Regions from separate parts of the Homo sapiens genome. Here region 1 is linked to region 2. A link is an interaction called in ENCODE POLR2A ChIA-PET data of the cell type or tissue named here. Cell type or tissue: HepG2. All regions are shown on one strand. Links, peaks and the distances in the headings refer to the core of each region. The heading gives the core; the rest is flanking DNA. Region 1 overlaps PHACTR4 (phosphatase and actin regulator 4). Region 2 overlaps PHACTR4 (phosphatase and actin regulator 4).

Evidence for each region. Peaks named below come from ENCODE experiments on the same cell type or tissue, not always from the same donor. Only the 100,000 strongest peaks of a DNase experiment are listed, where the experiment ranks them.
Region 1: POLR2A ChIA-PET joins it to region 2 with 10 read pairs; 8 of 35 experiments call an interaction of 5 or more read pairs at or near these places.

Annotation. Positions count from the first base shown.
Region 1 is chr1:28,373,733-28,386,681 of GRCh38, forward strand. All of the region lies in intron 1 of PHACTR4 (phosphatase and actin regulator 4), which reads left to right. Among named protein-coding and RNA genes, the nearest start is that of PHACTR4, 10 kb to the left of the region's middle. In HepG2, for the core only: no CTCF peak of the experiment used is centred there; DNase peaks (open chromatin) are centred at 2,009 and 2,689.
Region 2 is chr1:28,442,729-28,455,384 of GRCh38, forward strand. The region is part of intron 2 of PHACTR4 (phosphatase and actin regulator 4); the gene reads left to right. Among named protein-coding and RNA genes, the nearest start is that of SNHG3, 57 kb to the right of the region's middle. RefSeq lists a silencer at 8,045-8,094. In HepG2, for the core only: no CTCF peak of the experiment used is centred there; a DNase peak (open chromatin) is centred at 5,153.

The DNA of each region.
Region 1 (12,949 bases), core at 1,928-9,927, 69 kb before region 2:
ACCATTTTTTAAACAAATTAATACACATTGTGTCATTTAATCCTCACTACAGTTCTGTGAGATGGTTGTTACTCTCATTTTACAGCTGATAAAGCCTAGCCTCTAAAATGTTGAAGTGACTTGCCCAAGGTTATAGTTAACCCAGGTAGGAAATATCAGAGTAAACCATACTTCAAATCTAGTCCTCTTTCAGTTACCTCACACTTATTACAGCTACTAATCTTAGCAGCACCAACAGCTTTAATTTGCTAAAATCTAAATATTGGAGAAAATGGAAAATATTTTCCAATTAAGGCAAATTGATTTACAAGGAACTGGAATTTCTGGAACCATAAACAATGAGTCTTTCTCTTAAATTATATTGAACATTGGTCCCATTACTTTGTCTTCTCATATGCTGTGATTACCTTGTGCCTAGGCAGAATGGCAGTTTTATGCAACGCTCAAAAAGTGGTGAGTTACTCAGTTTTGGTTCCCCCTAATCTTTGCTATAAGGTTTATTAAATATGTTGGAGAACATAAATACAATAGCTTTGGCTGCTGAAACTAACATTGAAGACAGAACCAAAATTAAGATACTGTACTTTTTTAGTCAGACCATCGGGACTCAAGAGAATGCTCTCTCTAGTTTCTGCTTTTAATAAAAACTTTTAATCAGTTTCAAACCTGCAGTTAAGTCTTGGATTTATGTTAGTACATGCCATGAATGTGACATCAGAAACAGAAACCTATTTCACCTCCCTTACTTATTAGGTAAAATGCATAACATGCCAATGGAATTGAGTCAATACAATTATGTAGTCTAGCCTTTCTAACTGGTAGTAGCCTGTTTGAAATCTTTTATTATTGCATTATAATGGGAAAGAACTTTTTTTCCTTGTGCTTTTGCTGTTGGTTTACTTCATTTCCAAAACCATCTGTTCATTCAGTCAACAAATACGGAAAGTCTGTTATATTCTAGGCACTGTTGTAGACATTGAGGACAAAACAGTGAAAACAAGTATTTTCCCTCTTGGGGTTTACCTACTGATTAGGGTTGGCTGGGAAGAGGAAGGAGTCTGACAGTAAATAAGCACTAAATAAATAAAATTCCCTCATATAACTGCAACCTTGAGCAACTCAACCTCTTTGAGCTTTAGTTTTCTTGTCTTTAACATGGATGTAATTGATTCCTGCTCTTCCTATCTTGTGGATTGTTTCTAAGAGGGAGTAGAATAAGTATTTGGATACATTATTCGCTTCAAATTCCTGTAGCAAGTTATTTTTACTACTATTAGAAGAAGAGGCCCAGCACGGTGGCTCACGCCTGTAATCCCAGCACTCTGGGAGGCCAAGGCAAGCAGATCACTTGAGGCCAGGAGTTCGAGACGAGCCTGGCCAACATGGCGAAACCCCATCTCTACTAAAAATAAAACAATTAGCTGGGGGTGGTGGCCCATGCCTGTAGTCTCAGTTACTTGGGAGGCTGAGGCATGAGACTTGCTTGATCCCAGGAGGCAGAGGTTGCAGTGAGCAGAGATTGTGCCACTGCACTTCAGCCGGGGTGACAGAGCAAGATTCCATCCTCCCACCACCCCTGCCCGCCCCCACCCACCCCCCCAAAAAAAAAACAAAAGAAAAGAAAACAAGGAGCATTGGAAGAAGATTATTTATAAAGAGAGAGGCTGGGCCCAGTGGCTCATGCCTGTAATCCCAGTGCTTCGGGAGGCTAAGGCAGGAGGATCACTTTATGTTTATCCCAGGAGTTTGAGACCAGCCTGGCAACATAGCAAGACTTTGTCTCTACAAAAAAAAAAATTAAAAATCAGCCAGGCATGGTAGTGGACATCTGTACTCCCAGTTACTCAGGAAGCTGAGATAGGAGGATCACTTGAGCTCCACGGTTTGAGGCTGCAGTGAGCTATGATTGTGCCACCACACTACAGCCTGTGTGGCAGAGCTGGAGACCCTGTTTCAAAAAATAAGTAAATAAGTAAAATAGGAAAGAGAGAAGGGAATGGATGGATTCTTTATTCTGAGGGAGCTCTAAAGTCCTGTTGTAAAACTTTCACAATCGGCCAGGCGCGGTGGCTCACGCCTCTAATCCCAGGACTGTGGGAGGCCGAGGTGGGTGGATCACCCGAGGTCCAGAGTTGGAGACCAGCCTGACCAACATGGAGAAACCCCGTCTCTACTAAAAATACAAAATTAGCCAGGCGTGGTGGTACACGCCTGTAATTCCAGATACTTGGGAGGCTGAGGCAGGAGAATGGCTTGAACTCGGGAGGCGGAGGTTGCTGTGAGCTGAGATCACACCATTGCACTCCAGCCTGGGCAACAAGAGCGAAACTCCATCTCAAAAAAACAAACAAACAAACAAAAAAAACTTTCACAGCCGTGTCTTCACAGGGGCTACCATAACCAAATTATGTAGACCTTTTTCTTTTCTCTTCTTTCTTTTTCTTTTTTTTCACTGCTGTGGTCCCAGCTACTCAGGAGGCTGAGGCACAGGAATCACTTGAGCCTAGGAGGTGGAGGTTGCAATGAGCCAAGATTGTGCCACTGGACTCCAGCCTGGGTGACAGAGTGAGACCTTGTCTCAAAAAAAAAAAAAAATTGAGACAGAGTCTTACTCTGTCACCTAGGCTGGAGTCCAGTGACATGATCAGGGCTCACTGAACCCTTGACCTCTCTCCCAGGCTCAAGCACTCCTCCCACCTCAACCCCCTGAGTAACTGGGACTACAGGCATGCACCACCATGCCTGGCTAATTTTTTCTTTTTTTTTTTTTTCTTTTAGTAGAGACAAGGTCTCATTATGTTGCCCAGACCAGTCTTGAACTCCTGAGCTGAAGCGATCCACCCGCCTTGGCCTCCCAAAGTGCTGGGATTACAGGCGTGAGCCACTGCGCTGGGCCTATGTAGACCTTTTAATTTTTTTTTTGAGACGGAGTCTTGCTCTGTCGCCCAGGCTGGAGTGCAGTGGTGCAATCTCGGCTCACTGCAAGCTCCACCTCCCGGGTTCACGCCATTTTCCTGCCTCAGCCTCCCAAGTAGCTGGGACTATAGGCGCCCACCACCACACCCGGCTAATTTTTTTGTATTTTTAGTAGAGACAGGGTTTCACTATGTTAGCCAGGATGGTCTCAATCTCCTGACCTCGTGATCCACCTGTCTCGGCCTCTCAAAGTGTGGGGATTACAGGCGTGAGCCAGCGCGCCCGGCCTTAATTTTTTTTTGAAATGAGTTTTGCTCTTGTCACTCAGGTTGGAGTGACAGTGTGATCTCAGCTTACTGCAACCTCTGCCTCCCGGGTTCAAGCGATTCTCCAGCCTCAGCCTCCCAAGTAGCTGGGATTATAGGCGCTCACCACCATGCCCGGCTAAATTTTGTATTTTTAGTAGAGACAGGGTTTCGCCATGTTGGCCAGGCTGGTCCTGAGGTTCCAAACTCCTGAACTCAGGTGATCCACCTACCTTGGCCTCCCAAAGTGGTAGGATTACAGGCGTGAGCCTCCGCACCCAGCCTTTTTTTTTTTTTTTTTGTAGACGGGAGTCCTGCTCTGTCACCCAGGCTGGAGTGCAGTGGCGTGAACTCAGCACACTGCAACCTCCGCCTCCTGGGTTCAAGTGATTCTCCTGCCTCAGCCTCCTGAGTAGTTGGGGTTACAGGCGTGCACCACTATGCCCTGCTAATTTTTTTTTTTTTTAGTAGAGATGGGGTTTCACCATGTTGGCCAGGCTGGTTTTGAACTCCTGACCTCAAGTGATCCGCCCGCCTCAGCCTCCCAAAGTGCCAGGATCACAGGCATGAGCCACCACACCCAGCCCATCAAAGCTTTTTGAAATGATCTGTAGGCCAGGAGTGGTGGCTGCGGCCTGTAATCCTAGGATCATGAGGCCACAAGGTGGAGTTCAAGACTAGCCTGGCCAACATGGCAGAACCCTGTCTCTACAAAAACTACAAAAAAGTTAGCTTGGCATGTGGCACGCTTCTATGAGTCCCAGCTACTCTGGAGGCTGAGGTGGGAGGATTGCCTGAGCCTGGAAGGTTGAGGCTGCAGTGAGCCGTAATTGCGCCACTGCACTCTAGCCCAGGTAGACAGAGTGAAAGACCATCTCAAAAAAAAAAAAAAAATTGCTTACTATCTTGATGGTTGGTGAGAGGGTTTAGAGAAGGTATTTATGTACTTGTTAAAAATTTTTGGCCAGATGTGTTGGCTCACGCCTGTAATCCCAGCACTTTGGGAGGCTGAGGCGGGCGGATCACGAGGTCAGGAGATTGAGACCATCCTGGCTAACACGGTGAAACCCCGTCTCTACTAAAAGTACAAAAAATTATCCGGGCATGGTGGTGGGTGCCTGTAGTCCCAGCTACTCGGGAGGCTGAGGCAGGAGAATGGCGTGAACCTGGGAGGCACGGCTTGCAGTGAGCCAAGATTGTGCCACTGCGCTCCAGCCTGGGTGACAGAGCGAGACTCCATCTCATAAAAAAAAAAAAAAAAAATTTGGCCAGGCGCAGTGGCTCACACCTGTATTCCCAGCACTTTGGGAGGCTGAGGCGGGTGGATCACCTGAGGTCAGGAGTTCGAGACCAGCCTGGCTAACATGGTGAAACCCCGTCTCTACTAAAAAAAAAAAAAAATTGGCTGCGTGTGGTGGCAAGTGCCTGTAATCCCAGCTACTCAGGAGGCTGAGGCAGGAGAATCCCTGAACCCGGGAGGCGGAGGTTGCAATGAGCCAAGATCATGCCATTGCACTCCAGCCTGGGTGACAGAGTGAGACTTCATCTCAAAAAAAAAGAAAAAAGTTTTTTTTTTAACCATTTTTTTGTTTTTCTTTCTTTCTTTCTCCCCCCAGCCCCCCCCCCCTTTTTTTTTAACAACCCAAGGGCACAAGGGGGAAAAAATAGAGGAAGTATTTAGAATGTTTTGTTTTGTTTTGATTTTAAGGATGGGAGAGGTTTGACATGTTTGAAGGGAAAGGGAAAGCAGCCAGCAGAGAGGCAGATATTGGAGATGTGCACAGAGAAAATGTAGATAATGAAGAAGTCTTAGGAGGAAATAGAATGAAAAGCTCATGAAACAGTAAACTTTGAAGAGGAATATGAAGAAATAAAGGGTGAGAGAAGATATATTTGGAAGTGGTGGACATGGAAGGTGAAATAAGAGTAGTTGTTACCAGTTGATTACTGTTATTACCCAGGCACTGATCTAGGTTTATTTATTTTTATTTTTATTTATGTATGTATTTATTTTTTTAAGACAGAGTCTTGCTCTGTTGCCCAAGCTGGAGTACAGTGGCACAGTCATGGCTCACTGCAGCCTCAACTCCCCTGCTGGGCTCAAGCAATCTTCCTGTCTCAGCCTGCTGAGTAGCTGGGACTACAGGCATACCGCCATGCCTGGCTAATTTTTGGGTTTTTTGTAGCGATGGGATTTCGCCACATTGCCTAGGCTGGTCTTGAACTCCTAGGCTTAAGCGATCTTCCTGCCTGGGCCTCCCAAAGTGCTTGAATTACACGCATGAGCCACCATGGCCAGCCTATAATTTCTTTCTTTCTTTTTTTTTTTTTTGAAACAGAGTCTCAGTCTGTCACCCAGGCTGGAGTGCAGTGGTGCGACCACAGCTCACTGCAACCTCTACCTCCTCAGGCTCAGGTGGGTGATCCTTCCACCTCAGCCTCCCGGGTAGCTGGGACTATAGGTGCGGGCCACCACGCCAGGCTGATTTTTTAAAATTTTTGTAGAGATGGGATTTCGCCATGTTGCCTAGGCTGGTCTTGAACTCCTGGTCTCAAGTGATCCATCCACCTTGGCCTGCCAGAGTGCTAGGATTACAGGTGTGAGCCCCTGTGGCTGGCCCTGGCCTATAATTTCTTTTCTTTTTTTTTTTTTTGAGATGGGGTCTCGCTCTGTTGCCCAGGCTGGAGTGCAGTGGCACAATCTCGGCTCAGTGCCAGCTCCGCCTCCCGGGTTCACGCCATTCTCCTGCCTCAGCCTCCCGAGTAGCTGGGACTACAGGCGCCCGCCACCACACCCGACTAATTTTTTGTATTTTTAGTAGAGACGGGGTTTCACCGTGTTAGCCAGGATGATCTCGATCTCCTGACCTCGTGATCCGCCCGCCTCGGCCTCCCAAAGTGCTGGGATTACAGGTGTGAGCCACCGCGCCCAGCCTATAATTTCTTATATTCCATAATTGTAAAATTATTTTTCCATAAGTGGAGTAAATATTATATTCTCAACTTGTGTTTCTATTATCAACTTTTTTTTAACTTTTGGACAGACTAATTTAGATGTGTGGGATAAAAATGTTATTCTGTGTTTTTTTAAATGTAACTTTTTTTTTTTTTTTTTTTTTTTGAGACGGAGTCTCGCTCTGTCGCCCAGGCTGGAGTGCAGTGGCGCGATCTCGGCTCACTGCAAGCTCCGCCTCCCAGGTTCACGCCATTCTCCTGCCTCAGCCTCCCGAGTAGCTGGGACTACAGGCGTCCGCTACCACGCCCGGCTAATTTTTTGTATTTTTAGTAGAGACGGGGTTTCACTGTGTTAGCCAGGATGGTCTCGATCTCCTGACCTCGTGATCCGCCCGCCTCGGCCTCCCAAAGTGCTGGGATTACAGGCGTGAGCCACCGCGCCCGGCCTTAAATGTAACTTTTATGTTCAGAGATATATGTGCATGGTTTGGTATACAGGTAAACTTGTATCATGGAGGTTTGTTGTGTATATTATTTTGTCACTCAGGTATTAAGCCTAGTGCCCATTAGTTATTTTTCCAGATCCTCTCCCTGCTCCCATCCTCTACTCTCCAATAGGCACCAGTGAGTGTTGTTCCCCTCTGTGTCCATGTGTTCTCATCATGCAATATTTGGAACATGTGATATTTGTTTTTCTGTTTCTGCATTAGTTTGCTAAAGATAATGGCCTCCAGCTCCACCCATGTTCCTGCAAAGGACATGATCTTGTTGTTTTTTATGGTGGCATAGTATTGCATGGTGTATACATACCACCTTTTCTTTATCTAGTCTACTTTTGATGGGCATTTAGGTTGATTCCGTGTCTTTGCTGTTGTGAATAGTGCTGCAGTGAACATATGTGTGCATATGTCTTTATAATAGAATGATTTATATTCCTTTGGGTATATAACCAGTAATGGGATTTCTGGGTTGAATGGTATTTCTAAGTCTTTGAGGAATTGCCACACTGTCCTCCACAATAGTTGAACTAATTTATACTCCCACTGACAATGTATAAGCATTTCTTTTTCTCCACAATCTCGCCAGCATTATTTTTTGAATTTTTTTTTTTTTTTTCCGAGACAGAGTCTTGCTCTGTCACCCAGGCTGGAGTGCAGTGGAGTGATCTCGGCTCACTGCAGCCTCTGCCTCCCGGGTTCAAGCAATTCTCCTCTCAGCCTTTCCAGTAGCTGGGATTACAGGCCCACACCACCACGCCCGGCTAATTTTTGTATTTTTGTAGGGACAGGGTTTCACCATGTTGGCAGTCTGGTCTTGAAATCCTGACCTCGTGATCTGCCCGCCTCGGCCTCCTAAAGTGCTGAGATTACAGCCGTGAGCCACTGCGCCTGGCCTTTTTTTTTTTTTTGAGACGGAGTCTTGCTCTGTCACCCAGGCTGGAGTGCAGTGGCGTGATCTCAGCTCACTGCAACCTCCGCCTCCCGGGTTCAAGCGATTCTCTTGCCTTAGCCTCCCGAGTAGCTGGGACTACAGGTGCATGCCACCACGCCTGGCTAATTTTTTGTGTTTTTAGTAGAGACGCAGTTAAACCATGTTAGCCAGTATGGTCTCGATCTCCTGACCTCGTGATCCGCCCGCCTCAGCCTCCCAAAGTGCTGGGATTACAGGCATGAGCCACTGCGCCTGGCCTGGCCTATTTTTTTACTTTTTAATACTAGTCATCCTGACTGGTATAAGATGGTATCTCATTGTCATTTCGATTGGCATTTCTCTAATGGTCAGTGATGTTGAGCTTTTTTCATATGATTGTTGGCTGTATGTATGTCTTCTTTTGAAAAATGTCAGTTCATGTCCTTTGCCGACTTTTTTCTTGTTTCTTTTTGAGACAGAGTCTTGCTCTGTTGTCTAGGTTGGAGTGCAATGGCACAATCTTGGCTCGCTGAAACCTCTGCTTCCCAGCTTCAAATGATTCTTGTGCTTCAGCCTCCTGAGTAGCTGGGATGACTACACCACCACGCCAGGCTAATTTTTGTATTTTTAGTAGAGATGAGGTTTCAACATGTTGGCCAGGCTGGTCTCGAACTCCTGGCCTCAAGTGATCCACCTGCCTTGGCCTCCCAAAGTGTTGGGATTACAGGCGTGAGCCACTGCGCCCAGCCCTTTGCCTACTCTTTAATGGGGTTGTTTAGTTTTCTTCTTACAAATTTGTTTAAGTTCCTTGTAGATGCTGGATATTAGACCTTTGTCAGATGCATAGTTTGCAAAAATTTTCTCCCATTCTGTAGGTTGTTTGTTCACCCTGTTGATAGTTTCCTTTTCTGTGCAGGAGCTCTTTAATTAGACCCCATTTATCAATTTTTGCTTTTGTAGTAATTGCTTTTGGTGTCTCTGTCATGAAATTTTTTTTTTTTTTGAGACAGAGTCTCCCTCTGTTGCCCAGGCTGGAGTGCAGTGGCACGATCTTGGCTCACTGCAAGCTCCGGCTCCTGAGTTCACTCCATTCTCCTGCCTCAGCCTCCCGAGTAGCTGGGACTACAGGCGCATGCCACCACGCCTGGCTAATTTTTTGTATGTTTAGTAGAGACAAGGTTTCACCGTGCTAGCCGGGATGGTCTCGATCTCCTGACCTCGTGATCCGCCCGCCTCAGCCTCCCAAAGTGCTGGGACTACAGGCGTGAGCCACCGCGCCCGGCCTATCATGAAATTTTTGCCCATTTTTATGTCCAGAATGGTATTGCCTAGCTTGTCTTCCAGGGTTTTTGTAGTTTCGGGTTTTACATTTAAGTCTTTAATCTGTCTTAGGTTAATTTTTGTATATAGAGTAAGGAAGGGATCCATTTTCAATCTTCTGCATACTAGCCAGTTATCCCAGCACTGTTTATTATTATTAATTTATTTATTTTTAGACAGAGTCTCGCTCTGTTGCCCAGGCTGGAGTACAGTGGCACGATCTTGGCTCACTGCAACCTCTGCCTCCTGGATTCAAGTGATTCTCCTGACTCAGCCTACTGAGTAGCTGGGACTACAGGCCCCGCCACCATGTCTGGCTAATTTTTGTATTTTCAGTAGAGACAGGGTTTCACCATGTTGGTCAGGCTGGTCTCGAACTCCTGACCTCAAGTGATCCACCCACGTTGGCTTACCAAAGTGTTGGGATTACAGGCATGAGCCACCGCGCCTGGCCTCGTGCACCATTTATTGAATGGGGAATTCCTCATTGCCTATTTTTGTCTGGCTTATCAAAGATCAGATACTTGTAGGTGTGTGGCCTTTATTTCTGAGTTCTCCATTCTGTTCTATTGGTCTATGTGTCTTTTTTTGTACCAGTACCATGCTGTATTGGTTACTGTAGCCCTGTGGTATAGTTTGATGTTGGATAGCATGATGCCTCCAGCTTTGTTCTTTTTGCTTAGGATTTCCTTGGCTCTTTTGGTTCCATATGAATTTTAAAATAATTTTTTTTTCTAGTTTTATGAAGAATGTCAATAGTATTTTAATAGGAATGGCATGGAATCTATACATTTCTTAGAGCAGTGCGGCCCTTTTAACAATATTGATTCTTCCTATCCATAGGCATGGGACGTTTTTCCATTTGTTTGTGTCATCTCTGATTTCTTTGAGCAGTGTTTTGTAGTTCTCTTTGTAGAGATCTTTCACCTCCCTGGTTAGCTGTATTCCTAGGTATTTGTGTGTGTGTGTGTAGCAGTCGTGAAAGGGATTGTGTTCCTGATTTGGCAGTCAGCTTGACTGTTGTTGAGGTATAGGAATGTTAGTGATTTTTCACGTTGATTTTGTATCCTGAAATTTTGCTGAAGTTGTTTATCAGCTTAAGGAGCTTTTGTGCTGAGACCATGAGGTTTTCTGGATACAGGGTCATGTTGTCTACAGACAAAGATAGTTTGACTTCCTCTCTTCCTATTTAGATGCCCTTAAATACCTACTTCATTGAATTTTTAACGTGCAGTGGTATTGAATTTTATCGAAAGCCTTTAATGCATCTGTTGAGATAATCATGTGGTTTTTGTCTTTAGTTCTGTTTATGTGATGAATCATATTTACGAATTTGCATATGTTGAACCAACCTTGCATCCCAGGGCTAAAGCCTACTTGATTGTGGTGGGTAAGCTTTTTGATGTGCTGCGGATTTGATTTGCCAGTATTTTGTTGAGGATTTTTGCATTGATATTCATCAAGAATGTTGACCTGAAGTTTTCTTTTTTTTGTTGTGTCTCTGCCAAGTTTTGGTATCAGGATGATGCTGGCCTCATAGAATGAGTTAGGAAGGAGTCCCTCCTCTTCATTCTTTTGGAATGGTTTCAGCAGGAATGGTACCAGCTCTTCTTGGTACATCTGGTAGAATTCAGCTGTGAATCCATCCGGTCCTGGGCTCTTTTTGGCTGATAGGCTATTTATTACTGACTCAGTTTCAGAGCTCGTTATTGGTCTGTTCAGGGATTCAATTTCTTCCTGGTTCAGTCTTGGGAGGGTGTATGTGTCTAGGAATTATCCATTTTTTCTAGATTTTCTAGTTTATGTACATAGAGGTGTTCATAATATTATCAGATGGTTATTTGTATTTCTGTGGGGTCAGTGGTAATAGCCCCTTTTCATTTCTGATTGTGATTATATTTGAATCTTCTCTCTTTTTGTCTTTATTAGTCTAGCTAGCAGTCTGTTGTATTACTTTTTTCAAAGACCCAACTCCACCAGGCGCAAGGGCTCATGCTTGTAATCCCAGCACTTTGGGAGGCCAAGGTGGATGGATCCCTTGAGGCAAGGAGTTTCAGACCAGCCTGGCCAACATGGCAAAACCCCATCTCTACTAAGAATATAATTAGCCATGCATGGTGGTGCACACCTGTAATCCCAACTACTTGGGAGCCTAAGGCATGAGAATCGCCTCAACCTGGGAGGTGGAGGTTGCAGTTAGCCAAGACTGCACCTCTGTGCTCCAGCCTGGACAACAGAGTGAGACTCTATCTCAAAAAATAATAACAAATAAATAAATAAAATAAAACAAAAAACCCAAATCCCTCCTGGATTTGTTGATCTTCTGAATGAGTTTTCAGTGTCTCAATCTCCTTCAGTTCAGCTCTGATACTGATTATTCTCTTTTGCTAGCTTTGGGATTGATTTGCTCTTGGTTATCTAGTTCTTTTAGTTGTAATGTTAGGTTGTTAAATTGAGATCTTTGTAACTTTTTGATGTGGATACTTAGTGCTCTAAATATCCCTCTTAACACTGCCTTAGCTGTGTCCCAGAGATTCTGGTATGATATATCTTTGTTTTCATTAGTTTCAAAGAACTTCTTGATTTCTGCCTTAATTTCATTATTTACTCAAAAGTCATTCAGGGCCAGTAACAGTGGCTTATGCCTGTAATCTCAGCACTTTGGTAGGCCGAGGCAGGTGGATCACCAGAGGTCAGGAGTTTGAGACCAGCCTGGCCATCATGGTAGAACCCCATCTCTACTAAAAATTCAAAAATTAGCCAGGCATGGTGGTGCATGCCTATAGTCCTGGCTTCTTGAAAGGCCGAGACAGGAGAATTGCTTGAACCTGGAGGCGGAGGTTGCAGTGAGCTGAGATCGTGCCACTGCACTCCAGCTTGGGCGACAGAGCAAGACTCTGTCTCAAAAAAAAAAAAAAAAAAGTCATTCAGGAGCAGGTCATTCAATTTCCATGTAATTGTATGGTTTTAAGTGAATTTTTTTTTTTTTTTTTTTGGAGACGGAGCCTCATTCTGTTGCCCAGGCTGGAGTGCGGTGGTGCGATTCCAACTCACTGCAACCTCCGCTTCTGGGTTCAAGCGATTCTCATGCCTTAGCCTCCCGAGTAGCTGGGATTACAGGTGTGTGCCACCACGCCCAGCTAATTTTGTATTTTTAGTAGAGACAGGGTTTCAGCATGTTAGCCAGGCCGATCTTGAGCTCCTGACCTCAGGTGATCCGCCCTCCTTGGCCTCCCAAAGTGCTGGGATTACAGACGTAAGCCACCACGCCCGGCTGGTTTTAAGTGAATTTCTTAGTCTTAATTTCTAGTTTGATTCCGCTGTGGTCCAAGAGATTGTTTACTATGATTTCAGTTCTTTTGCATTTGCTGAGAAGTGTTTTACTTCCGATTATGCAACCAATTTTAGAGTATATGCCATGTGGCAATGAGAAGAATGTGTATTCTGTTTTTCATTTGTTTGTTTGTTTTTCTGAGACAGAGTCTTGGTGTGTCACCCAGGCTGGAGTGCAGTGGTGCGATCTCGGCTCATTGCAGCCTCCACCTCCCAGATTCAAACAATTCTCCTGCCTCAGCCTCCCGAGTAGCTGGGACTACAGGCATGTGCCACCAATCTTAGCAAATTTTTGGACTTTTAGTAGAGACAGGGTTTCACCATGTTGGCCAGGCTGGTCTTGAACTCCTGACCTCAAGTGATCTGCCTGCCTCGGCCTCCCAAAGTGCTAGGATTACAGGCATGAGCCACCACGCCTGACCAATTCTGTTGTTTTTGGATGGAGGGTTCTGTAGGTGTCTTATCAGGTCCCTTTCACCCACTGCTGTTTGAATCCTGAATATCTTTGTTAATTTTCTGTCTCGATGATCTAATAATGTCAGTGGGGTGTTAAAGACTCTCACTATTATTTTGTGGGAAACTAAGTCCCTTTGAAGGTCTCTAAGAACTTGCTTTATGAATCTGGGTGCTCCTATGTTGGGTATATATATGTGGCGGTGTGAGCCACCGTGCCCAGCCTTGTGTTTTTTTAAATAATGCTATCCAATTAT
Region 2 (12,656 bases), core at 1,797-9,796:
CTCCTGACCTCAAGTGATCCGCCTGCCTTGGCTTCCCAAAGTGCTGGGATTACAAGTGTGAGCCACTGTGCCTGGCAAATTTTTTTTTTAATTGAAAATAATTGTACCTGTTCATGGGCTACATAATGGATATTTCCATATGTATGATGTGATTAGATTAGGGTAATTAGCATATTCATCATCTCCAACATGTATTTATTTATATTGGGAAGGTTGAAATCCTCCTCAGCTATTTGAAACTACATATTATTAACTATAGTCATTCTGCAGTGGCATAGAACACTAGAACTTTTTCCTCTTATCTAGCTGTAATTTTGTATTCTTTAACAAATCTTTCCCTACCCATCCCTTCCCATTATCTCTCCCAGCCTCTAGTAGCCTCTGTTGTACTTTTTACTCCTATGAGATCAACTTTTTTTTAGCTTCTATGTATGAGTGAGAACATGTGGTGTTAAACTTCCTGTTCCTAGCTTATTTAACTTAAAATAATGTCCTTAGTTCCATCCATGTTGCTGAGAATGACAGGATTTCATTGTCTTTCTTTCTCTCTCTCTCTTCTTTCTTTCTTTCGTTCTTTCGTCTCAACTCTGTCACCGAGGCTGGAGTGCAGTGGCGCGATCTCGGCTCACTGCAACCTCCACCTCCCAGGTTCAAGCAATTCTCCTGCCTCAGCCTCCCGAGTAGCTGGGACTACGGGTGCACACTGTCATACCCAGCTAATTCTTTTTTTTTTTCTTGAGACAGAATCCCACTCTGTCACCCAGGCTGGAGTACAGTGACACAATCATAGCTCACTGCAGCTTCAGCCTCCTAGATTCAAGCGATCCTCCCCCCTCAGCCTCCTAAGTAGCTGGGACTACAGGCACATGCCACCACACCTGGCTAGTTTTTTTTATTTTTTGACGAAACGAGGTCTCACTCTCTTTCCCTGGCTGGTCTCAAACTCCTGGACCTGGACTCAAGTGATCTTCCTGCCTCAGCCTTCCAAAGTGCTGGGATTACAGTTGTGAGCTAGTACACCTGGCTCATTCTTTTTTATGGCTAAATAGTATTCCATTTTGTATATATACCACATTTTCTTTATCCATTCATCTGTTGTTGAACACCTAGGTTGATTCCATATCTTGGCTGTTGTTGAGTAGTACTACAGTAAACATGGAAGTGCAGATATCTCTTCAGTATAATGATTTCCTTTCCTTTGGATATATTCCCAGTAATGGTATTGCTGGATCATATGGTAGCGCTATTTGTAGTTTTTCTTTCTTTTGAGGACCCTCCATACTGTTCCCCATAGTGGCTATACTAGTTTACATTCCCACCGACAGTGTATAGTGTTCCCTTTACTCTGTACCCTCACCAGCACTGGCTACTTTTTGTCTTTTTGATAATAGCCTCCTAACTGGGGTGAGATGATACCTCATTGTGGTTTTGATTTGCATTCACCTGATGATTTGTTATGTTGAGCATTTAAAAAAATATATTTGGCTTTTTTTTTTTTTTTTTTTTTTTTTTTTTTGAGACAGAGTCTTGCTCTGTCGCCAGGCTGGAATGCAGTGGCGTGAGCAGTCTTGGCTCACTGCAACCTCCGACTCCCTGGTTCAGGCTGTTCTCCTGCCCCAGCCTCCCGAGTAGCTGGGATTACAGGCACGTGCCACCATGACCAGCTAATTTTTGTATTTTTAATACAGACAGGGTTTCACCATGTTGGCCAGGATGGTCTTGATCTCCTGACCTTGTGATCCGCCCACTTCAGCCTCCCAAAGTACTGGGACTACAGGCATAAGCCACAGCCCTTGGCCTATTTGGGCATTTTTATGTCTTCTTTTGAGAAATGTCTCTTCAGATCATTTGGTCTTTCCCATTTTTATATTATTTATTTTTTTATTTTTATTATTATTATTTTTTGAGACAGAGTCTCGCTGTGTTGGCCAGGCTGGAGTGCAGTGGCGCGATCTCGGCTCACTGCAAGCTCCACCTCCCGGGTTCACGCCATTCTCCTGCCTCAGCCTCCCAAGTAGCTAGGACTACAGGCGCCTGCCACCGCACCCAGCTAATTTTTTTTTTTTTTTTTTGTATTTTTAGTAGAGACGGGGTTTCACCGTGTTAGCCAGGATGGTCTCGATCTCCTGACCTCGTGATCCACTTGCCTCGGCATCCCAAAGTGCTGGGATTACAGGTGTGAGCCACTGCGCCCAGCCTCCCATTTTTATATTATTTAACTATTTATTTATTTATTTTATTTTTTTGAGGCAGAGTCTTTCTCTGTTGCCCAGGCGGAGTGCAGTGGCACGATTTCAGCTCACTGCAACCTCCACCTCTCGGGTTCAAGCAATTCTCTGCCTCAGCCTCCTGAGTAGCTGGGATTACAGGCGCCTGCCAGCATGCCCGACTAATTTTTGTATTTTAGGTAGAGACGGGGTTTCACCATCTTGGCCAGGCTGGTCCTGAACTCCTGACCTCATGATCCACCTGCCTCAGCCCCCCAAAGTGCTGGGATTACAGGCGTGAGCCACCTCACCTGGCCATATTTAATTATTCTTTTTTAAGACAGAGTCTCGCTATGTTGCCCAGGCTGGTCTTGAACTCCTGGGCTCATGCGATCCTCCCACTTTGGCCTCCCAAAGTGCTAGGATTACAAACATAAGTCACTGCACCCAGCCCTTCCTAATTCTAATTAGAAGGACCAAAGATTTTTAATAAATTCTCTCCAACCATTTGGCTTGGAACTTTCCTTCTCTGTCTTTCCATTTTACCTCTCTTTTTTTTTCCTTTTTGCCCCTTCATTTACCCTAATTCACTAATTAACTTTTCCCCCCACTTTTCTTTTGCATAATAATATATTGCTATAAAAGATACTGTATGTTCTCTTTCCTACATTCCTTTTCCATAACCATTTGATTTATTTTCTCTGAAACTTGGAGTTATGGGGTTCTCACCCTTATGATACTGGAAGCAGTTTTGGGGAACGTGATTTGGAAATATATCATCCCCCATCTCTACAAAAAAAATGTAACAATTAGTCAGGTGTGGTGGTGCACACCTGCAGTCCCAGCTGTTCAGGAGGCTGAGATGGGAGGATCACTTGAGCCCAGGAGGTTGAGGCTGCAGTGAGCCATGATCATGTCACTGCACTGCAGCCTGGCTAACAGAGCGAGACTGTGTTTGAAAAACAAAAAAGAAAGGAAAAGAAATATATTATCACTTAGAGGCAAAATCCTAAGGAGATTGCAGGATGAATAAAATTTAACATAGCTACATAACAACAATAAAACTGGAGTAAATAATAGGTTAATTTAAAATAAAGTACTTCATGAGATTTTGGAGAAAAAGGCTTAGTAGTATTTGGTTATCAGAATTATAAAGACATTTCTCATACCTGTCTGCTGTTTATCTAACAGTAAATGCTTTCTTTTAAAAAAGGAGAAACAGGCATACTTTCCTCATGTAATCCAGTGTTCAGGAGGAGGTGGCAATATAGGGGTCTGTCATAAACTCCTTAAAAGATTCTCTGTTATCAAATTTGGACTACCAACCAAAACTTATTGATCCCTCTCTCTGCTCCAGTGGATTTTCTAAATAGGCCATTAATAAGGTTTGGATCTAGGTCCCCAACCAGATCCCATGTTAAATTGTAATCCCCAGTGTTGGAAGTGGGACCTGGTGGGAGGTGATTGGGGTGGATTTCTCACGAATGGTTTAACACCATCCACTTAGTACTGTCCTCAAGATAGTAAGTTCTCATGAGATCTGGTCATTTAAAAGTGTGTGGAGGCTGGGTGCAGTGGCTCATGCCTGTAATCCCAGCACTTTGGGAGGCCGAGGCAGGTGGATCATGAGGTCGGGAGTTCAAGACCAGCCTGGCCAACATGGTGAAACCCTGTCTTTACTAAAACTACAAAAATTAGCCGGGCATGGTGGCGTGTGCCTGTAGTCCCAGCTATTCAGGAGGCTGAGGCAGGAGAATCCCTTGAACCCTGGAGGCGGAGGTTGTCGTGAGCCAGGATTGCGCCACTGTACTCCAGCCTGGGCAACAGAGTGAGGCTCCATCTCAAAAAAAAAGAAAAGTGTGTGGCACCTGCCCCCTTGCTCTCTTGCTCCTGTTCTGGGCCATGTGACGTGTCTACTCCCCCTTCATCTTCCACCATGATTGTAAGTTCCTGCAGCTTCCCCCGAAGCCAGGCAGATACTAGCATCATTCTTCCTATACAGACTGCAGAAACATGAGCCAATTAAGCCTCTTTTCTTTATAAATTACCCAGTCTCAGGTATTTCTTTTTATTTATTTATTTATTTATTTATTTAGATAGAGTCTCACTTTGTTGCCCAGGCTGGAGTCCAGTGGTGCGATCTCAGCTCACTGCAACCTCTACCTCCTGGGTTCAAAGTAATTCTCCTGCCTTGGCCTCCTGAGTAGCTGGGACTACAGGCGCGTGCCACCAAGCCTGGCTACTTTTTGTATTTTTAGTAGAGACGGGGTTTCGCCGTATTGGCCAGGCTGGTCTTGAACTCCTGACCTCAGGTGATCCTCCTGCCTTGGCCTCCCAAAGTGCTGGGATTACAGGTGTGAGCCACTGTACCTGGCCTCAGGTAATTCTTTATAGCAATGCAAGAATGGACTAATAGACCTATTATCACAACCTACATATGTATTTCCTCTTTCTTTTTTCTTTTTTTTTTTTTTGAGACAGTCTCACTCTGTCGCCCAGGCTGGAGTGCAGTGGCACGATCTCGACTTACTACAACCTCTGCCTCCTGGATTCAGGTGATTCTCCTGCCTCAGCCTCCCAAGTAGCTGGCATTACAGGTGCCCACCACCATGCCTGGCTATGTATTTCGTCTTTCTACTTGCAAGTAAACTTTGGAAAGTTTGAAGTTTTTTTTCCATGAGTGAATAGCTTATATTCTGGCCCTTCACTATAAAAACATACCCTTAACCTGGAATTTTTTGTCAGAACAGTGTGCACATTAAGTTGCCAGTGGTAAAGCAACTTCACTTCTTGATACAATCATAGGCAGAAAACTATTTTTCCAGAGGTAGAATCTCAGACATAACTGTACCTGCAAGTTCAGAGAGAGACCTTCCACCTGACTATCTTCTCCTGACGGCTTTACCGAGTTCTTTCTAATTCCCAAGGGTCAGATCTATGCAATATTTCCACAGGAAGTTGTGGGCCTTCTCTATACAAAGCCTGCTTTGTTCATTAGTGGCAGGTTTATTTTCTGTAATTTTGCCGAAGTTTTCTGAAACAGTTGTTTAAAGCCAATAATAATCCTCTTTTAGAAGGCAAAAATGAATAAGTACAGTAGTGTAAATACCATAAATGAATGTTCTACGTTTACAATGTTCTGATACTGTGAAAAGGTTGTTTATAGCAAATCTGTTTCCAGCTAGGTGGGCTTAAAAACAGACTAAACCATTATATTATGAAGATATTTGGTACTTCTTCACAGTGAAGTATGTATACCTTGTTGAATAAAATCATACATTAAAATTTTGGACAAATAGGCTGGGCACGGTGGCTCATGCCTGTAATCCTAGCACTTTGGGAGGTCGAAGCGGATAGATCACTGTTGGCCAGGCTGGCTGGAACTCCTGACCTCAGGTGATCACACCATTGCACTCCAGCCTGGGTGACAGAGCAAGACTTTGTTTCAAAAAAAAAGAAAAGAAAAGAAAGGAAAGGAAAGGGGAAAGGAAAAAGGAAAGGAAAGGAAAGGAAAGGAAAGGAAACCTGATAAGGTGGCCGGGCGCTGTGTCTTATGCCTGTAATCCCAGCACTGTGGGAGGCCGAGGAGGGCGGATCATGAGGTCAGGAGATCGAGACCATCCTGGCTAACACAGTGAAATCCCATCTCTACTTAAAAAAAAAAAAAAAAAAAAAAATTAGCTGGGCATGGTGGTGGGCGCCTGTAGTCCCAGCTACTTGGGAGGCTGAGGCAGGAGAATGGCGTGAACCCGGGAGGTGGAGCTTGCAGTGAGCCGAGATCGTGCCACTGCACTCCAGCCTGGGCGACAGAGCGAGACTCCATCTCAAAAAAAAAAAAAAAAAAAAAAAACCTGATAAGGTGTAAAACATACAGAGAGTTCATACAGATCCAATAACTTTGTTACTTATTACCAAGTCAAGTAAAGCGGGGGGCGGGGGTGGGGGGACAAGGCATGGTAGCTCACACACTTTGAGAGGCTGAGGCAGGAGGATTGCTTGAGACCAGGAGTTCGAGACCAGCCTGGGCAACATAGCGAAACCTGATCTCTACTAAAAAAATTAGCCAGATAAGGTGGTCTGCACCTGTAGTTCTATCTTCTCAGAGGCTGAGGCAGGAAGATTGCTTGAGCCCAGGAGTCCAAGGTTGCAGTGAGTTATGATCATGCCATTGTATTCCAAGCTGGGTGAAAGAGTGAGACACTGTCTCAAAACAAAACAACAACAACAACAACAACTGGCTGTGCCAGGTGCAGTGGTGCACCCCTAGAGCCCCAGTGACTTGAGAGGCTGAAGCAGCAGGATTGCTTGAGACCAGGAGTTTGAGGCTGCACTGTGCCATGATCGCGCCCATTAATAGCCACTGTACTCTAGCCTGGGTAACATACCCCATATCTAAAAAATAAAAATATATATGTATAATAAAATAAATAATTGGTTGTAAATCTAATTCTAAAATTAACATTATCTTTGACCTAGGGCATATTGTTTAATCCTGTTTTATCTCATATCTCCATCAAGTTATGCAGGTATAATATGTATCTATAGCAAATAGTTAATGAATACTTTATCCGAAGATGAAAGGTGCTAAGTGGTTTTTATAAATATCATACATTTATTTAAAAATCACAGCCAATGGCCCAGTGCTGTGGCTCACACCTGTAATCCCAGCACTTTGGGAGGCCAAAGTGGGTGGATCACCTGAGGTCAGGAGTTTGAGACCAGCCTGGCCAACATGGTGAAACCCTGTCTCTACTAAAAATACAAAAGTTAGCCAGGCGTGGTGGTGGGCACCTGTAATCCCAGCTACTTGGGAGGCTGAGACAGGAGAATCCCTTGAACCCAGGAGGCAGGGGTTGCAGTGAGCTGAGATCGTGCCATTGCCCTCCAGCCAGGGTGACAGAGTGACACTCTGTATAAAAAAAAAAAAAATCACCCCTGAAATTCATATGAAACAACTACACTTGCACTTAAAAACTTCAATTAAATATTTACTAGGAAAAATATGGTGGTTGAAGAAACTACTAGAACTCTGCATAATTAATGATGTAAGAAACAAGCCTATGATATGTGAGGTGCTACAACTTGAATGAGGGAGTAAGTAGTTTAAATACCAGGCCTGGTTTCAGGGTACTACTCAAACAGGAAACTCCAAACTGTAATTTGGTTAGTTATCTTCCACTCCCAGCCTCCACCCCCTCCAAAAAACACCAAGACTGTCAACTCTGTGACGTGCTTTCCTAATGGCCTGTAGCTACATGACTCAAAGAAAAAGGTGTTTTCTTTGGAACACACAATTGTAAAACTATACCCAGCATCCTACACCCTGATTTCTGGCAAACAAAGGAAAACTACCTTTTTTTTTTTTTTTCACTCATAGAAAACAGAATGGGGCCATAGGCCATTTAAAATGCCATAACTAGTTTAAACAGAAACAACAGTCTATCCAAATGTGACTGCATGCCTATATGTTCTCTGTCAAATTGGAAATTAGAGGGAGCATTTTATAAAATCAGATGCTGAGAACAAAGATTTATGTGCAGAATTGGCGTATGAACAGTTTCAGGCCCATCTTTCTTAGTCCTTTATTAGTATAAAACAAATTTGGGTGTACTTATATAATTTTTTAAAAAACAGTGATGATTTCTGGATACCTGAGTATATTTTTTGTTTTTGTTTTTTTTGGTTGTTTGTTTGTTTGTTTTGAGGCAGGTTCTCCCTCTGTCACCCAGGTTGTAGTACAGTGGTATGATCACAGCTCACTGCAACCTCAACCACCTGAGCTTAAGCAGTTCCCTCGCCTTAGCCTACCGAGTATCTGGGACTGCAGGTGCATGCCACCACGCCCAGCCAATTGTTGTGTGTGTGTGTGTGGTTTTCGTTTTGTTTTGTTTTTGAGAGGGAGTCTTGCTCTGTGGCCCATGCTGGAGTGCAGTGGAGTTGTCTCAGCTCACTGCAGCCTCTGCCTCCCGGGTTCAAGAGATTCTCATGCCTCAGCCTCCCCAGTAGCTGGAACTACAGGCATGTACCACCACACCCAGCTTTTTTTTTTTTTTTTTTTTGTATTTTTAGTAGAAACAGGGTTTCATGTTGGCCATGCTGGTCTCCAACTCCTGACCTCAAGTGACCCGCCCACCTCGGCCTCCCAAAATGCTAGGATTATAGGCACGAGCCACCGCACCCAGCCTAATTTTTGTATTTTTGTAAAGATGATGTCTCAGTATGTTGCCCAGGCTGGTCTTGAACTCCTGGGTTTAAGCAATCCACCCACCTGGCCTTCCAATGTGCTGGGATTACAGGCGTGAGCCACTGCATCCAGCCTACTCTTTGTTCTGTAATGTATTCATCTGTCAGTTTCTCTTTGTTTCTATTACAGTTTCTAAGCATTGCAATTGAATCCTCCTGTCAAACAGAAATTCATACTAAGAAGCTTGAAGCTTGAACTATTGTAGCAGGATTTTTTTTTTTTTTAATTTTAGATACAGGGTATTGCTGTGTTGCCCAGGCTGGAGTGCAGTGGCTATTCACAGGTGCAATGATACATATCACAATACAGCCTCAACTCCTAGACTCAAGCAATCTTCCTGCCTCAGCCTCCTGAGTAACTAGGACAACAGGTGCGCATCACTGTGCCCTGCCCAGTGTTATTGTAGCAGTTTTAGAGATAAATGGCTTAATTAGATCTAATCAGCCACTGCTATGAAGCACTTATGCATTAATTTTTTTCTTTGAGACAGGGTCTCACTTGTTGCCCAGGCTGGAGTGCAGTGGCACAATCACAGCTCACTACAGCCTCAACCTCCTCAGATCAAAGGATCCTCCTGCCCCAGCCTCCCAAGTAGCTAAGACTATAGGCAAGCACCACACTTGGCTAATTTTTTTTTTTTGTAGAGGCAGGGTCTCCCTATGTTGCTCAAGCTGATCTTAAACTCCTGGGCTCAAGTGATCCCCACTACCTCGACCTCCCAGAGTGCTAGGATTAAAAGCATGAGCCACCATGCCTGGCAAATTTATGCATTCTTCAAAACTCTTTATTATACAGCTAAAACACTTTTACCTGGCATATTTAGATCTTCATTAAATTTGGTTTCTAGCTCCTTTAGCACAATATTTTACTTGTGGCAAACTAGGAGAATATACTTAAAAGAACTCTTAGAATCCAGATTACAGTTGACCTTTAAACAACACAGGTTTCAACTGTGTGGGTTCTTATGTGTGGATGTTTTTCAATAAATGTATTGACAGATTGTTTGGAGATTTACAACAATTTGAAAAAAAAAACTCACAGGCAGACCAGATGTGGTGGCTTTTGCCTGTAATCCCAGCACTTTGGGAATCTGAGGCAAGAGGATTACTTGAGGCCAGGAGTTCAAGGTCGACCTGGGCGACATAGTGAGACCCCATCTCTACAAAAAATTAAAAAATTAGCCAGGTGTGGTGGCACATGCCTGTTGTCCCAGCTACTCAGACAGCTGAGGTGGGAGGATCACTTGATCCCACCAGGAGTTGGAGGCTGCAGTGAGCTCTCATCTCACCACTGCACTCTAGCCTGGGCAAGAGTGAGATGCTGTCTCAAAAATTTTAAAAAGAGGCTGGGCACAATGGCTCATGCCTGTAATCCCAGCACTCTGGGAGGCCAAGGTGGGTAGATCACTTTAGATCTGGAGTTCAAGACCAGCCTGGCCAACATGTTGAAACCTCATCTCTACTAAGATTAGCTGGGCGTGGTGGTACACGCCTATAGTCCCAGCTACTCAGGAGGCTAAGGCAGAAGAATCACTTGAACCTGGGAGGCGGAGGTTGCAGTGAGCCAAGATCACACCACTGCACTCCAGCCTGGGAGACAGAGTGAGACTCCATCTCAAAAAATAAAAAATACAAACAAATAATAAAAATAAAAATAAGTCCGGGCACAGTGGCTCACGCCTGTAATCCCAGCACTTTGGGAGGCCAAGGTGGGTGGATCACTTGAGGTCAGGAGCTCGAGACCAGCCTAGCCAACATGGCGAAACCCTATCTCTACTAAAAATACAAAAGTTAGCCGGGTGTGGTTTTGCGTACCTGTAATCCCGGCTACTTGGGAGGCTGAGGCAGGAGAATCGCTTGAACCCAGGAGGCAGAGGTTGTGGTGAGCCGAGATCACGCCATTGCACTCCAGCCTGGGCAACAAGAATGAAACTTTGTCTCAAAAAAATAAATAAATAAAAATAAAAATGAATTAAATTAACTAGCATATACTGTACTGCTGTAATTTCATAGCCACCTCCTATTACTATTGAAGTGAGCTCAAGTATTGCCAGTATCCACTTAAAATGCTGTATGATGCTAATTTTCTAGTGAGCAGTTCTTCATAGCTTAGTGCAATATCATAAATCTTGAATAACACCACGGGACCTACAACACGTGCCACTAATGATACTGGAATTGCTCTTAAGAAGCAGAGAAGAGTCATGACATTATAAGAAAAAGTTGAAAACGAAAAAAAGAGAAAACACAAGGAAAAGTTGAATCGCCTGATGTGATGCATACCATAGATTGAGGTCTGTAGCTGCAGTTGCCTGCCATTTTTATAAGTATATATACATAGGTGGTGGCTGGGCTGGGGAAATGGCGGCTTCACGAGAGAGTGGGACTTGGGCAGCAGAGGCAGCACAGTGGATGCATTTCTGACCTTCTACAGTGAGGTGAAACAAATAGAGAAGAGAGACTCGGTTCTAACATCCAAAAATCAGATTGAAAGATGGACCCGTCCTGGTTCCTCTTACTTCAATTTGAACCCATTTGAGGTTCTTCAGTTAGATCCTGAAGTTACAGATGAAGAAATTAAAAAAAGAGGTTTCAGCAGTTATCCACATTGGTGCGTCCTGACAAAAATCATGATGCTGACAGAGCACAAAAGGCTTTTGAAGCTGTGGACAAAGCATAAAAGTTGCTACTGGATCAGGACCAAAAGAAGAGGACCCTGGATGTAATTCAGGCAGGAAAAGAATACATGGAACACGGCCAGGCACGGTGGCACACGCCCGTAATCTTAGCACTTTGGAAGGCCAAGGTGGGAGGATCCCTTGAGCTCAGGGGTTTGAGACCAGCCTGGGCAAGATAGCAAGACCTTGTCTCTATTAAAAAAAAATTTTTTTTTTAATTAGCCAGGTGTAGTGGCACACGCTTTTAATCCCAGCTGCTCTGGAGACTGAGGCCAGAGGATTGATTGAACCCAGAAAGATAAAAAAGTCCATTCAAAAGGAAGATATAATAACTCTAAATTTGTATATACCTCATAACAGCTTCAAAGTATATAAAGCAAAAATTAATAGAACTAAGAGAGAAATCACTTTGTCTTTTTTTTTTTTTTTTTTTTTTTTGAGACGGAGTCTCGCTCTGTCGCCCAGGCTGGAGTACAGTGGCGTGATCTCGGCTCTCTGCAAGCTCCACCTCCCGGGTTCACGCCATTCTCCTGCCTCAGCCTCCCTAGTAGCTGGGACTATAGGCACCCGCCACTGCGCCCGGCTAATTTTTTGTATTTTTAGTAGAGATGGGGTTTCACCATGGTCTCGATCTCCTGACCTCGTGATCCGCCCACCTCGGCCTCCCAAAGTGCTGGGATTACAGGTGTGAGCCGCCGCGCCCGGCCATCACTTTCATAATTAGAGATGTTAACATACCTCTCTCAGTTACTGATAGAGCAAACAGACAACAAATCAGAAGGGATCTTAATGATTTGTATATGATTAACCACCTTGACCTAATTGGCATATTTAGAACACCATACCCAACAATTGCACAATACACTTTCCAATAACACATAATTGGAGATAATGTATTATAAATTTGGGAAGAAACAACTGTAAGCTTCTGTTGTTTATTTGCAACTTGGACCATATTTGAGATATATAGGAAAAGCATTAAATATAAATGGCCTAAACACTCCAATTATCCTACCACGTTGGGAGACTGAGGTGGAAGGACCACTTGAACCCAGCAGTTTGAGACCAGCTCAGCTCACTGTAACCTCCACCTCCCGCATTCAAGCCATTCTCCTGCCTCAGCCTCCCAAGTAGCTGGGATTATAGGTGCCTGCCACCATACTCAGCTAATTTTTTTTTGTTGTTGTATTTTTAATAGAGACAGGGTTTCCTCATGTTGGCCAGGCTGGTCTCAACCTCCTGCCCTCAAGTGATCCACCTGTCTCGGCCTCCCAAAGTGTTGGGATTACAGGCATGAGCCACCGCATCTGGCCTCATTTTTCTTTTTCTTTTTCTTTCTTTCTTTTTTTTTTTTTTTTTTTTGAGACAGAGTTTTGCTTTCACCCAGGCTGGAGTGCAGTGATGTGATCTTGGCTCACTGCAACCTCCGCCTCCCAAGTTCAAGATTCTCCTGCCTCAGCCTCCCGAGTAGCTGGGATTATAGGCGTGTACCACCACACCCAGCTAATTTTTGTATTTTTAGTAGAGA